2 separate regions of the Homo sapiens genome follow, and region 2 is linked to region 1. A link is an interaction called in ENCODE POLR2A ChIA-PET data of the cell type or tissue named here. Cell type or tissue: A673. All regions are shown on one strand.

Region 1 (8,000 bases):
CCAGCCTGTGCAACAGAGTGAGACCCTGTCTCTTAAAAAAATTAATTAAATAAAATTTTTAAAATAAAGCAAATAAGCAAATAGAAAAGAACTTGGAGGAACAGACAATAGATGGAAGAGATTAAAATAGATAGTAGAACTAAAGTGATAAAGAGATGAATGTAAGGAGAGAGAAAGGGAAAAGCCTGTTAGATCTATCCAGGAGCTCCCACACCTGACCAGTGGGAGAAAACTGTGGGAAGAATATCATCAAATAAATAGTGCCGAGTAATTGCTGAGTAATGGCCAGATTGAGCCCATGAAGCGTACGGGGAAATGTGCAAAAAGTTAATTAAATTAAATTGAAAAGACCTATGCCAGCCACACGCAGCATCACACAATTTCAGAACACCAGGGATAAAAAGTAGATCCTAAGAGATTCCAAGAGGAAAAACAATCAAAAATGCAAACTGGCTATATACAAAGGAATAGGAAATGAGATAAAAACTCTGCTTCTCTGCTGTAACACTGTAAGCTGGGAGACCAAGTTCACTAAGGTTTATATGAGGGAAGTCTCTCGGGTGGGATGCATATAGGTGCTTGAAAATGTGTCTGAACACTTGGAAAATTACTGACAGGTATTTGACAGGTCTTTGGAGCGCTTAGGGAGAAATGGCTCCCCATACATAGAACACTAATTAAATTATAAAACAAAGCAATTGTCAGTGCCAAAAAAGCAAAAAGTTGTACAAAACAATTACTGTACACTGCTTGTCTAGTCAGAAAACAATATGGTCATATTAATATAAACATTAATTAATGATTTACTCACAAATGGTAATATAGATATATTGATTAGATAGAGGAAGGGAAATGGGGGTAGATATGTAAAAACAAAAAATGTAGCTAATAAAACAAGAAATCAGTATATAATATGAAACATTCATAAATCAAGAAGTAGCAACATAAGTATTAATTAGAATAGAAAAAATATGAAAAGCCATCACTTATAGGAAGTAGAAGTAGGAGAGAATAAAGGAGTGAAGCAGAATTATTTAATACGGCATAATTTTTAAACTATACACATTTATTACTTTAGTAAAAATAGAAAATATTTTAAAATACAAACATATGTATATAGCTATATTTTCAGTCAACATTATTGATTGTGTTAACAACCACCTTATACAGACATATCATTAATGACAAAGGATACACACAACATTCAGTGGAAATAGGATGGTCATTTTTTGAAATGGTGATAGGTCAAATATATACGTGTGTGCGTATACACACATATACACACATACATATATATGGATATACACACATATGTGTGTGTATGTGTATACATATAGGTATAGAGAAGTGTCTTACTGAGCTTTCTTTTGTATTTATCTGATATACCAAATAGCTTTGTGCCATATTCACCATGATGAAAAACAACAATGTATACGTATACACACACACATACACACACACACACGCACACACAAAGATAAAAGCCAACCTTGACCTTTATGATGGTTAACTTTGTGTATCAACTGGATTGGGCCATGGGGTGCCCAGATAATTGGTCAAACATTGTTCTCGGGGTGTCTGTGATGGAGTTTTTGGTTGAGGCTAACATTTGAATTGGTAGAATGAGGGAAACCGATTACACTTCCTAATGTCGGTGTCTCTCCTCCAGTCAATTAAAAGCCTAGATAGATAGAACGAAAGGCTGACCCTCCCTTGAGTTAGAGGAAATTTCTTCTGCCTGACAGACTTAGGCTGGAATGTTGGTTTTTTCCAGCCTTTAGACTCAAACTGAAACACTGGTTATCCTCAAGTCTCAAGCCTGCTGGCTCCTTATTGGAACTACACCATCAGTGCTCTTGGATCTCTACTTGCTGACTACAAATTTTGGAACTTCTCAGTCTCTATAATGGCATGAGCCAATTCCTTACAATAAACTTTACTATGTGTGTATGTATGTATCTGTCTATCCTATTGGTAGGGTTTATCTGGAGATTCCTGGCTAATACAACCCCCATTTCATACTATACAAAAAAATTAATTCAAGATGAACCAATGAACTAAATATGATAATAAAAATAAATTAGTTTTCTAGGAGACACATAGTAGGAAAAGATCTTTAATTATCTTTGAATAAGGCAAACATTTGTTTATCAAGATTAAAAATATACCAACTATAAAAGATTTCTATAATGATTTAATCAAAATTAAGAATCCCTTTTCATTAAAAGACACCTTTAAGAGAATAAACAGATAAGCCATAAACATGAAAGAGATATTTCCAGTACAAACCTTCAACTGTAAACTCAAATTCAGAGTATTAAAAAAAATGTTTCTACAAATAAATTAGAAAAATTTTGATGACCCTAACAAAAATAAGAAAGAAATATGAACAGGCACTTCACAATATAGGATTGGATTTTTTTTTAGATAAGGTCTCACTCACTATGTGGTCCAGGCTAGAGTGCAGTGGCAAGATCACAGCTCACTGCAGCCTAGAACTCCCAGGCTCATGTGATCCTCCCACCTCAGCCCTTCGGGCAGCTGGGACTGCAGACATGTGCCACCACACTCGGCTAATTTTTTGTATTTTTAGTAGAAACGAGGTTTCACCTTGTTGTCCAGCACAACAGAGGATTTTGAAATCGCCAATAAACATATGAAAAAGTGTTCAAGCATCAGAGAAATACAAATAAAGCTCATGAGACACTGCTATATACTTACAAGAAAGACTAAATTTAAAAGACTCACATTACCAGGTGTTTGGGAGGATGGAGAACAGCTGAAATTCTCTTAAATTGCTAATAAGAATATAAATTGGCACAATCATTCTGTAAAACTATTTAGGAATACCTACTAAATCAAAATATACATACATATTATCATCTAATAACTGTAATTACCAGTATATAAATCTTCTCCCAAAGTGGGTGTTCATGTCCACCAAAAGACATGCACCAGAATGTTTATAGCTACATTCTTTATAAAACCACCATGATGAAAAATGTGTCCATAAATAGTAGAACGGATAAATATATTTGAAAAAAATTTCAACTGTTTAAAAATTTTTAATTGTATAAATAAATTTCAACTGTATAAAAAATTCAATTTTTGCAATGGAATGCTACTCAACAACGAAAAGAAACAAAATCCTGATAGACACAGCATTGATGAACTCATGGACATAAAGTTAAGGGAAGAAACATCAACTCCACGATTTCATTCACATGAAATTGAAAACAAGTATAACTCCCCCAACTATTCTTGGAGAGATAATAATTGGCAGAGGGCATGAGGGAACCTATTGAACTGCTAAAAATGCTGTATCCCTTGATCTAGATGGAAATTACACAGGGATACACATATCTAAAAAGGCATCAAGGTACGCATTAACATTTGTGTGCTTTGTGTACTTAACAATGTATTTAAAGAAAGTAGTACACACACCAAAATTCAGGGCCACATGACCAAGAGACAAAATAAAAAACAGACACGAGTCTCACAGCCAGGTGCAGTAGTGGATGCCTTGCAGTCCCAGTTACTCAGAAAGCTGAGGAAGGAGAATCTTTTTAATCCAGCAGTTTGCAGCTGTAGCACTACCATAGCACCTGTGAATAATCACTGCACTCCATCTGAGCAACAAAGCAAGACTCCATCTTATAAAAGTTACACAGGTTATTCAGACAAATGCGTTAAGGTAATATTAGGTTGAACTATATGATAGTGATGCTTGTGTTGATGAAAACTGATGAATAATAGCAAGTTCATATAGTTGAGTCTAATACAAAAAAAATTCTGCAGGGAATCACAGAATTGAAAGAAGGAAAAGAAAGCAAAGCAGTGACTATATATGTACATGGACTGAAATCAACTGTATAAAAAGATAATGGAGGCAGGCGGATCATGAGGTCAGGAGACCGAGACCATCCTGTAAATGGTGAAACCCCGTCTCTACTAAAAATACAAAAAATTAGCTAGGCATGGTGGCGGGCGCCTGTAGTCCCAGCTACTCGGGAGGCTGAGGTGGGAGAATCGCATGAACCCAGGAGGCGGAGCTTGCAGTGAGCTGAGATCACACCACTGCACTCCAGCCTAGGAGACAGGGCGAGACTCCATCTCAAAAAAAAAAAAAAAAAAAAAAGATAATGGTATTAATAATATGAGGTTTGAAACATGGAAAATTAAAATATATGACAGCAAGACTGCAAAAGAAGAAGCAAATATATATATATAATCAAAAGAAGAAATGAATGGAAATTAGAAAAACTTAAAATACATTAAGATTAGAACTCATTAGATGGGTATAATGGAATATACCCATTTAAGTGGACTTAGAATGTCTCAGATTTTGAGCATAATCAGAGAAGTGGAAAGGCAATAACTTATTTTAGACATTAACACATCAATAAATGATGTAATCTTTAGGGTAAAAACTAAAAGAATAATAAAATAACAAATAACAATAAATTAATAAAGGAAAGAATGAGAATAATGAAAAGTCTGATTGATTTAAAAGAAGTCAAGACAGGAGAGGCCAAAGAATATGAAACAAGTGGGTCAAGTAGAAACAGAAAAAAAAATGGAGGACAATAAACACAATATAACAGTAATTACATTACATATAAATGAGTAAATGCTCCAAGAAGCAAAGATTGGCAGCCTGAGTATAAAGACAAAACCAAGCTATATCCTGTTTAAGACTCACAAGTTGGGGCGTAAGAACACAGAGTTGTTAAAAATGAAAGGATGAGAAAAGACATACCATGCAAACCCTAACCAAGAAAAGCTAGTGCAGTCATAGCAATATCAGATAGAGTAGACTTTAGAACAAACATTGCTAAAAACAAAGAGATATATTTCATAATGAAAAAGGGATAAATCCAAGTGAATGTACTCCTCCATTCTAAATGTGAATGCACATAAAAACGTACCTGCAAAATATAAGAAACAAACATTAAGAAAATTAAAATTAGAATTAGAAAACAGTAATCAGAATAAAAGAGTTTAACATGATCTTCTCAATGTAATATGATGAACAACTTTTATAAGTTTCACAATTTTTGTATTTACTTTGCCTTCCTGAAATAAAACAAACTTGGTCATTGCATGTTATCTTTTCACAAGTCATTAGCTGAAGGGATATAGGTTTCTGCTCCATACTAATGAGTAAGATTAGCCTGTAACTTTTTTCATACATTGTCCTAGTCTAGCTATGATATATCTGTGTTGTGGTAGCCATATAACATAATTTGGGAATTGTACCCTCTTGTTTTTTTGTTTTGTTTTGTTTTGCTTTAAAGTGTTTGTGAAGGTTTAGGATTATTTCTTCATTGGTATAATGTATCTATAAAATCATCTGTGCCTAGTGTTTCATAGTGGAAAGTTTTTTTTTAATTAATTTATTTTTTTAACTACTGATGCATGGTATTCAATGGCTATAGGACTCTAGAAATTAAAGATTTCTCCTTTGGTCAGATTAGTTGATTTTTTTTTTTAAGAATTTGTCCATTTCAATTAAATGTTGCATATATTGTCATAAAGTTGAAAAAATAAACTACTTTCTTTAAATCACAGTTTAACCTTTTTGCTTTTTTCATTCTCAAAATAATTGTATTTGTGCTTTCTTTCTATGATGTTTTCATAATATATCTTGCCAGAGTTGGTCTATTTTATTATTCTTTTAAAACAACCAAATATTAGCTTTGCTCAGTTTCTCTAGCATAATACTTTTTATTTTATTAATTTCTATTCTATTTTAACATTTGCCTCTTTTCCAATGTAAATGGTATAAATTTTTTAGATGCAACTTTCTTGGCTTTCCAAGAGTTATTATAAATACATATGTGTGTGTGTATAAACCAAAGTATTTTTAACATTATTAATTACTAATTTCTAATTAATAGATATAATAAGCTACCTGGAGATACATTTTTAAATTTCCATGTCTGAGATTCTAAAACTCATTTTAATTTCCAAATTAACCATGTTGTGTTCAGTATGAAATCAGTTCTTTGAAATTTTTGTCTTACTGCATGTGTTTCATTTTAATAAATATTCCACGTATCCTTGGAAAGAATTTTTCTGAATTTAAGAATGTTATTTTATATTACCTATTAATTAAGTTTGTTAGTTTATGGATTAAATTTTCTATATATTCAATCATTTGTCTTCTACCTGTTCTATAATTTACTGAAAAAGATGTGCTAAAATCTTCTGCAAGATGATGGATTTATTTGTTCTGCTTCAGTAATATTCATTGTTTCATTTGCATATTGTAAAGCTATGCATTAAATTCATAGAAGTTTGGGGCACAATACGGTGTGATATACTTTATATTCAGTAGTTCATTTTGAATTACTAAGTTTGTATAGCGTTGATATTGCTACACTAGCTTCCTTTTGGCTCGTTGGTTTTTATTCTGTATACCTGTCTTCATTTTTTTACTTTCAAACTTTTGTGACTGAATATTTTAGGTGTTCCTCTTGTAAACAGAATATTTTTCTTAAATTGGAGTCTAAAAACCTTTGTTCTTCACCTAGAAAGTATAATTCATTTACATTTATTGTGCAGATTATTATAATTGATAATATTTCTATCATTTAATTTTGGGGGTTTTTGTTGTTTTTCACTGTTTTTCTATCTTTTTCGGTATTTTAAATGTAGGTGATTGGTCTAATCTTCTGTTTTTCAGTTTTCTAGTTCATTAATAGATTTTCCCTCTTTCAGATTAATAGAATCAGCTTAGAATATTTAACACCTGACACTGATATATGCTGTTTTTGCCCAATATTTTATTTTTACTCAGTTTGTACTGTACACTTTATAAATCATAATATTTGTTTTACATTGTATTATTTAATTAGTTCTACCCACATGTGTATAATTTTCTTTGCTCACCATTCTTTCCTACACCTCAGATTTTTTTTTTCTGAATTACAAACAATGGACTTTAGAAGTTTCCTTTTTAAGAGCCTATTCTTTTTAAACTCTACAATTTTTTCTTGTTGATATATATGTATTTCAACTTCATTCTTGCAAGATATAATTTTACACCTGGCAACTCCAGGTTTAGAGTAATATTTTTTCAAAATTTTGAAGGTATTGTTTTATTTTCTAGCTTCTAGCATTGCTGTTCATATTTCCATTTCCAGAGAAATTATCATTAATATGCATCATTCCTCTTCATTTTCTGTCCACTTTTTGCCCTGAGGGTTTTGCAGCTGTAGATTTATTCAGTTTGGGAGAAGTTGTGCTTTCTGAATCTGACAATTAGTATTTTTTAATCAATTTCAGAAATTTGCAGCCACTTTATCTTCAAATATTACCTTTTCCCCAATTCTCTCAATGTGTTTATTCTAGAACTCTGAAAAGACATGTTAGACTTTCCTACTCTATTTTCTATGTCTGTTTATCCTGGGCCTTGAGTTTTTTTTAAGTCCTAGGGATTTTATCATTCTTTTTCAAAAGTTTCCTGGTCATTTTTCATAGTTTCTAGTTCCATAATCACACTTTGGAAACTCTTTATTTAATTATAATAAACATACTTTAAAATATTCTGAATTTTATCATTGTGGTAGCTATAGGTTTTGTGATAATTCTGTAGTTTTTTTTTTTTTGCTGAGTTTTGCTATGGCAGGCATGTTGCCTCATGTGATTTGTAATTTCTGATTATGGATACATATTATCAGGAATTTTTATCTATTGGAGTTTTTTGAAATCTGAAGTTAAAGTGGTCTTCCAAAGAAGATTTAGTTTAGTTCTCCTAGACATGTGAGGATTGCCAATTTGAAATCACTTTAAAATAAAATTTCATGGAGATTTTCAGTCCACACAGGTAGTATAAATTTCAGTCCCAAACTCATGCAATGATTTATATTAGAAATTCTTAGTAAAACCTTTCTTCTTTTTATTCCAACTAGAGCCTAAGACAAGCCACAAGGATATTTTATTTCCTCTGTGGAGTGTGTTTCTTCCCTCGTTCACTTCTAGGGTTCTATGTATAG
Region 2 (8,000 bases), 51 kb before region 1:
GTGGCTTTGCTGGCTTCCTTTTGCAGGCTCTGAGCACCAGATTGTCCAAAGTCACTTCTCAAAGTGTGGTTCCACCCTCATACACCTGCGCAGGTCTCCCGAATCACAATCCACATTTCCACAAGATTGCCGAGTGCTCTGCACATGTGCTAGAGCGTGGGGAGTGGTAGTCTCAAGTTTCTCTTTTGTCTTCACTCCCAGGACCCTTGGAGCCAAGTCTCGCATGAGGAGGAATTGGCTCATCTCAGATCTTTTGATTTTCTCTCTTATGGTTTTATCTCTAATTTTTCAAATGGACAGTGTTTAATTTCCTGAGCAGTTAAAAGCCAGGCAGGTAGGATATGAAGAGGTAGATGGTCAGTTCAGCTGCAGGCAGCCTGCCTGGACACTGTCTGCCCTGAGCCCCTTCCCAAAGCCATGGACCCCCGTAGCCCTGAACACACTCCCACTGCCCCCACACACTCCTACAGCCCCGGACAAGTCTGAGACATCTAAACATAATACAGCCACCTGCTAATGGTTCTGTCTCCTGTGGGAAACTAGAATCCTAGAATAAGGACAGGAGCCTCTTGCTTAAGCTCCTTGTGGGAAAACTGAGGCCCTGGGTTGGAGAGGGAGAGAGGGGGTGAAAGGCTTGCAGGAGGTTCAGGCAGAGTCTAGATCTGGACTCTGATCCCTCCTACCACTCCCCATATGGACCCACACTGACCACCAAGGACCCCCAGTGGTCCCTATGGACTCCCCATAGACTCACCCCAGACCCCATATTTCCGCAGCCTCCAAAGCTCTTCCACAGGCCCCAAGCATATCCCTCAGCCCCTGATGGACCCGTAGGCCACCCTCTGCACATGAGCGACCCTGAACAAGCTGTTGTCTTTAGGGGGGAAGCCCACTCCCACCTGACGCTGTGAGCACCCTCCTTTCTCTTTGCATTTTGGACCCCTTCTCCCCCGACTTTCCCACTCGTTCTGTGTACAATGCTAAGTTGTGAAAAATGCATGACAACATTAACCTAAGGTGTTATTTATAAATATGTTATAATTTATTAAATTACATGGCACTCGACAACAACTCAGAGAAAGAGGAAGCACATGGGAGTGTGAACACAGCACATGCACTATTTTAATAATCCTTTTATCTTAAAATATTGCCTCCTATCCAGCTGTCATGGAGCAGCAGGAGAGTCTGTTAAGCATGGAGACGAGGGGCGTCTCTCCAACAGCCTCCACGGTGAGTTATTAAATGAGCGAGAGGCGCCCACTCATCATTTGATCAACACACGTAAATTATGTATAATGGGTACCTTCATGTAAAAAGCTCCTGGAACATTGAGGAAGACATATCCCACCCGGGAGTCCAGAGGAGCAGGTGGGGGTCCCCTCCACCTGCTCCTCTCTGTCCTCTAAAGCAACTTCTGCCCAACTTGAACCTTAAGCTTTCCTCTAGCACCCTCGCATTCTTGACCACACCCGGGGAGCCATTGGTACTCTCTTTTACTTAATATTTTTATTTAATTTATATTCATTCTTTTTTACTTAAATGGATTTAATTTTTAAAAGAAGTTTTATATTATTACTATGAATAGAAAAGTAATAGCACTTACCATAAATATGAAATAACCATTAAAAAGAACATAATGGAAACAAACTATGTAATTAAATTTCAGCTCAGTATGAAGGCTTGATGAAGCCTAAGTCCTTCTCTTTCTATTAAAAGGGGTGGCCAGCCAGTGTCACAGAGACATTCAAGATATGCTGGCTGGAGCCAAAGACAGCCTCCTTCCCTGACTTTGGGAGGACAGAAAGTGCCCAAGCAGGCCCTAGCTGGACACCATGCTGGCTGGATACCATTAAAATCCCCTCGAGTTTCCAAGGCAGGACTGCCCCACATTTTTGGAGGTACTGGCCCCAAATCAAAATCAATGATCCCATCGCTGTTTTCTTAGGCTTCACAATGCAGGAGGAACAGGTGAGAGTCCTCCTTCCTGTGTGCTGTTGTAGAGGGTATTGTGGAGTGGTGAGGACAGGACCCAGGAGTCTGGGAGCTGAGTCCAGCTCTGCAATGTGACTTTGGACAAGTCACCCTTTCTCTCTCCCATCATCAGAATCCAGGGTGGGTTTATTTGTTTGTTTGTCTGTTTTTTGACACAAAGTCTCGCTGTGTCACGCAGGCTGGAATGCAATGGCACAATCTTGCCTGCAATCTCCACCTCCCGGGTTCAAGAGATTCTCCTGCCTCAGCTTCCCCAGTAACTGGGATTACAGGCACCTGCCGCCAAGCCTGGCTAATTTTTGTATTTTTAGTAGAGATGGGGTTTCGCCATGTTGGCCGGGCTTGTCTCGAACTCCTGACCTCAGGTAATTCACCTGCCTCGGCCTCCCAAAGTGCTAGGATTACAGGCATGAGCCACCCTGCCTGGCCCCAGGGTGGCCTTGATGGCTACAGAGCTTCTCCAAGACCACGCACCTTCTAGTTCTCCAGCCTCCTGTACACATAGCAAAACTAAGACATTTTTAAAAGCATGTTACTGGGTATATACTCAAAGGAATATAAATCACTCTACTGTAAAGACACATGCACACGTATGTTTACTGCAGCACCATTTACAATAACAAAGACTTGGAACCAACCCAAATGCCCATCAATGATAGACTGGATAAAGAAAATGTGGTACATATAGACCATGGAATACTATGCAGCCATAAAAAGGAAGGTGATTGTGTCCTTCATAGGGACATGGATGAAGCTGGAAACCATCATCCCCAGCAAACTAACACGGGAACAGAAAACCAAGCACCGCATGTTCTCACTTATAAATAGGAGTTGAACAATGAGAATATGTCGACACAGGAAAGGGAACAACACACACCAGGGCCTGTCTGGGGGCTGGGGGATAAGGAGAGGGAGAGCATTAGGACAAATAGCTAATGCATGCAGGGCTTAAAACCTAGATGAGGGGTTGATAGGTGCAGCAAACCACCATGGCACATGTATATCTAAGTAATAAACGTGCACATTCTGCACATGTATCCTGGAAGTTAAAGTAAATTAAAAAAAAAAAAGTTTCATGTCACATGACACAAAACACACGTTAGAAAGAATGACTTAGGACCATGTATTTGAGGCTCCTTTCTCAAACTGGAGAAAGGTAATGCTAGATCATCAAAATGCAAAGTTGAATAGAGAAGAAAAAAAATAAACCTAGGGTAATCTCTAAACCCCAAAGAAAGCCAAAGCATCTTATTTTCAAAATAGACGTCCAAGCCATGCAAAATAGAAATATCCGGACGTGAAGCCAAGCTCTCCCATCATACTTAGAACCCATTTTAAACCGGGAGAGAGAATGTCAGATAATCAAAATTCACTTGCGAAAACAGCCACGGTTCTTCCTGTTAGCTGCGATTAATACTAGCAGTTAGAGAAAGGCTAAAAAAATGAAGTCATACATTATTTTTTTTTCCTCGTAGGTATGGATTTTATTTGACCTATTGCTTTTAAAATAGAATACCTTCCCAAGCACACTTTACATGATAAAACTCAGAGACAAAAGAGAGAAAATGCAAATCAATTCTACATTACATGTATGTTGCTGCATTTGGCAAAATCAAATGAGATCTTTTCATCTTCTTACTGTAGAACAAAAACAGAGCAATATTATGAAATCTCACAGAGCTTTATTTCTCGGCGTCTTTTGTGTCCAGCCTTTTAAATTCAGGTTTTTCTGCCTTTTTTACTGACAAGCCCACAATTTTCAGAAAAGAAAGCTAGCATTAATTAAGACAGTGCCAGATGTAATTTTCTTGGGAAGTAAATTTCTGCACAACTAAAGGTTACAGAGACCTTTTCACTGTCAAAATTTACTACAGCCTGTGAATGTTAATGTTTCTAATGAAGACATGTTCTCTGTCCCTGAACTTAAAAGTACCCAGAGAAGAAGGCAAAGAGAAAAAAAAAAAAAAAAAACTCTATTTGACGAATGTATCTGGAGCCTGTGCATTAATGTAGGGAACTCTCGGCTTCTGGTGCACGTTGTAATTATAGTGTTTGGATAGCCTTGTTTTCTAAACAAGGAATATTGCCATAAATTGGCAATTTTGCATGAGGAGTGGGATTGTAGTAGGGCCCTTATGTTACAAATGAGCTCCTAGTATAGTAAGCATTCACCCCATTAGGCTTAAAGATGTTCACCTTCTGACTCTGGGACAGGTGAGGAGGGAAGCTGGCAGGAGACCCAGATCTTCCAAGACCGGGCACCAGCATTAGCACGGAGGGACCCTGGGTTTCCCGTTCTCTGACCTCTCAGCCATCTGTGCTCAGAAGGCTTTTGAAGGCTGCCTTAGTGTCTGAAGACACAGAAGTTTTTTTCTTTTTTTTTCCTGGCCAGTCTTTTAATTTTGTTTTGGAGGTCTGAATGCCGATTACATCAGCATTTTCTATCTAGCTCCCAGGGAGAAGACTGTGTAGATGGAGAGGAAGCAGGGTCTTCCACCTCTTCCGGGGGGCATGGCTGTAGGGAGAAGACTGTGTAGATGGAGAGGAAGCAGGGTCTTCCACCTCTTCCTGGGGGGCATGGCTGTAGGGAGAAGACTGTGTAGATGGAGAGGAAGCAGGGTCTTCCACCTCTTCCTGGGGGGCATGGCTGTAGGGAGAAGACTGTGTAGATGGAGAGGAAGCAGGGTCTTCCACCTCTTCCTGGGGGGCATGGCTGTAGGGAGAAGACTGTGTAGATGGAGAGGAAGCAGGGTCTTCCACCTCTTCCTGGGGGGCATGGCTGTAGGGAGAAGACTGTGTAGATGGAGAGGAAGCAGGGTCTTCCACCTCTTCCTGGGGGGCATGGCTGTAGGGAGAAGACTGTGTAGATGGAGAGGAAGCAGGGTCTTCCACCTCTTCCTGGGGGGCATGGCTGTAGGGAGAAGACTGTGTAGATGGAGAGGAAGCAGGGTCTTCCACCTCTTCCGGGGGGCATGGCTGTGCTCTTGCTAGAGGTTCCTGGAGTAAGATGTTGACAGGACCCAGTTTCACGACTTCTTGATTTTTTCTTCTTTAGTAAGTTGAGGAAGGAGGTACTATTACCCTATTTGGGATTAAAAGACAGTCATTTTATTCACCTAATAATGCTTTTCCAGGAATTTCTTTTAAGGAAACAATCCATAATGACCACAAAGATGTGCACACAAAGATGTCCTCCTTACATAAAAATGACAATGACAAGTAGAAGAATAAAGACTGAATGTTCAACAATGTGGAAATGATGAAATAAATTATGATACACTCATAAAATGGAATATTACACAAGCATCAGTCTTTTTGATTAAGTAGATACTTCAGTCAAACGGGAAGTGTTTATATCCTATAACATGTAAAAAGCAAGGTATAAAATTTTGTGATCTTAACTTTGTTAAAAGAAAAAAAAAATGTCTGATTTGTGCAATAAACTATATGATCACCGCTCCAAAGGTGAAATCGGGGATGCTATATCCTGTGCAAGAAGAAATCATGAGGATTCAACCATCCACATAACTCACATGAAAGAAAGTAAGTCTAAAAATAACAAACAAAAGCTTACAATGACAATGAAGTAGCACAGATTCTGCCCCCGGTCCACTGGGGTGGACAGAATCTATGTCTCGGAGTGGGCCTGAGTGGAGGCGTCACTGAAAGCTTCCTCAGTCTTAACTTGGGGCTGGGTACGCTGGCTCACACCTGTAATCCCAGCACTTTGGGAGTTCGAGGTGGGGGTATCACTTGAGCCCAGTGGTTTGAGACCAGCCTGAGCAACAAAGTGAGACCTTGTGTTACAAAACAAAAGAAAAAAATTAGCCAAGCGTAGTGGTGTGTGTCTGTAGTCCCAACTACTCAGGAGGCTGAGATGAGTGGATCGCTTGACCTGGAAGGTGAAGGTTGCATTGAGCTATGATGGCACCACTGCACTCCAGCTTGAGTGACAGAGCAAGACCCTGTGTCAAACAACAACAACAATGACAAAAATATTGACTTGGCAGATCCTGGGAGATTGTTCAGTGGTCATTTTGCCTCTTGGTGATTTTCCCTTTGTGCATGGCTTTGGGCTCTAGCTGCCTGGGAAGATAGCACACGTCCCTGTCCCCCACTCCTGCTTGCTCTCCTGTGCCCGCTCTGCCCTGGCATACTCTTGCGTGCTCATCTTACAGAGCGTCTCCTCTCAGTCTTACCTCTTTGCCCTCCTCCAACCAACTGGGATGATTCTCTCAACGGACTCCCTTGGAATTGCCCCAAACTCTTCCAGTCACATCTCTGCAGGGCATTTGGAGACTGGGCAGCCGGCAGATGTCTGTGGAGTGTCTGTGTCATCACCTGAAAGGGTGCCCTCATTCAGAGGGTGACTGAGGAACAGAGGAAAGCCCACAGCAGAGGAGCGAGCCTACAGCTGTGGAAGGGAGTCGAGGTGAGCAGGGCAGGAGAACAAGGAAAACACATACAACGTGTTACCTCCAAACACTTCTGTCCCAGCTGCCCGCAGTCCTCCCGGCCGGACTCTAGAAAAGGAAGAAAAGCAGGAGGAGAAGTAAAATCCTGGATAAATCCAGCCTGGCCGAGGATTCACACTTTTCCGGTGGACCACGGTTCTCTGACTATGGTGAGTGCTGTCCTCAGACCAGCAGCATCGGTGTCACCTAGGACCTTGTTAAACATGCAGGTTCTCAGGCCTCACCCCAGACCTCCTCGGTCAGGAGCCCTCAGGGCTGGGGCCGCAGCCCTACAGGTGATGCCGAGGTATGCCAAGGTGTGGAAGTCATGGCCCTAGATGTACAGTGGGATCCAACGTACATCCAGTGGCATTTGCTCCTGAACAGACCTAGAGTTAGAAGGAGGCACATGAGTTTTTGTTTAAATGATGGTAGATGAGCCTGGCACAGTGGCTCATGCCTGTAATCTCAGCACTTTGGGAGGTGAAGGTGGGCGGATCACCTGAGGTCAGGAGTTTGAGAGAAGTCTGGCCAACATGGTGAAACCCTGTCTGTACTAAAAATGCAAATATTAGCAGGGCATGGTGGCGGGCACCTGTAGTTCCAGTAGTTCCAGCTACTTGGGAGGCTAAGACAGGGGAATCCCTTGAACCTGGGAAGCAGAGGATGCAGTGAGCAGAGATTGTGGCACTGCACTCCAGCCTGGGCAACAGAGTGAGATTCTGTCTCAAAAAAAAAAAAAGAAAAGGAAAGAAAGAAAGAAAAAATGATGGTAAATGACAGACTGATGGGTTGATGTCTTCTGAATTGACTGAAGATCCAACAGTCCGTGTCGCTGCAGACACAGGGCGATGCGGTCCCTCAGGCTGTATGGAGATGGTGTATGCATCACTCTTCTTCTGTGCTCTGTGAGGTTTTCCTGAGTGTGGTCAGGCCAGTGCCCTGTCCCACTGCCATTTACCTGGTGAGTTGAAGTGGCTGTCCCCTACCTGGCCCACATGAAAACCATGCCTTCTCAGCATGCTCAGGTTACTAAGGAAACTACCAAGGTGCCCTGGTCTACACAGGCCACGCACAGTCAGCCACATGCATCTGGGGGTCACCTGAACAGCCGAGGACAACAGCAAGGAAGACCTGTCAAAATGACAGCTGGCCACACTCCACCTCCACTGTCCAGGAGGGATTTGTAACTCTAGAGTCCACATAGGTGAAGAGAAGAGCAAGAGAGAATTTGAGACCTGGGTTACATGATTTGAATCCCAGGGTTGACCCAGAGGTGTCCACATTTCCCTGCTGCTAAAAATAAGACACATCGGATGGCTTTCACCAGTGTACTGTCCCCGGGCTCCTGTAGGGATTGCAGCACAGGACGGATTCCTGCAGGCTACCCCAGGTGGGGCATTTGGACTTTAGGGCTGGCTGTCGACATTAGAGGGGCAGTGATGAACAGAATAGCAAACCTACCTGCACACCTATTATTTTTCTCTCTTTGTGTGTTTACAAAAGTATGAGTTTCATACCCACCACCCCCCCACCAATGCTCTCCATCTCTAT

The links. ChIA-PET counts read pairs that join two places held together with the same protein. Peaks named below come from ENCODE experiments on the same cell type or tissue, not always from the same donor. Only the 100,000 strongest peaks of a DNase experiment are listed, where the experiment ranks them.
Region 2: POLR2A ChIA-PET joins it to region 1 with 13 read pairs; 2 of 35 experiments call an interaction of 5 or more read pairs at or near these places.

The regions. Positions count from the first base shown.
Region 1 is chr19:31,453,429-31,461,428 of GRCh38, reverse strand. No RefSeq gene overlaps it. Among named protein-coding and RNA genes, the nearest start is that of LINC02841, 63 kb to the left of the region's middle. In A673, no CTCF peak of the experiment used is centred here; no DNase peak of the experiment used is centred here.
Region 2 is chr19:31,503,932-31,511,931 of GRCh38, reverse strand. No RefSeq gene overlaps it. Among named protein-coding and RNA genes, the nearest start is that of LINC02841, 12 kb to the left of the region's middle. In A673, no CTCF peak of the experiment used is centred here; a DNase peak (open chromatin) is centred at 4,433; H3K27ac peaks cover 2,249 bases.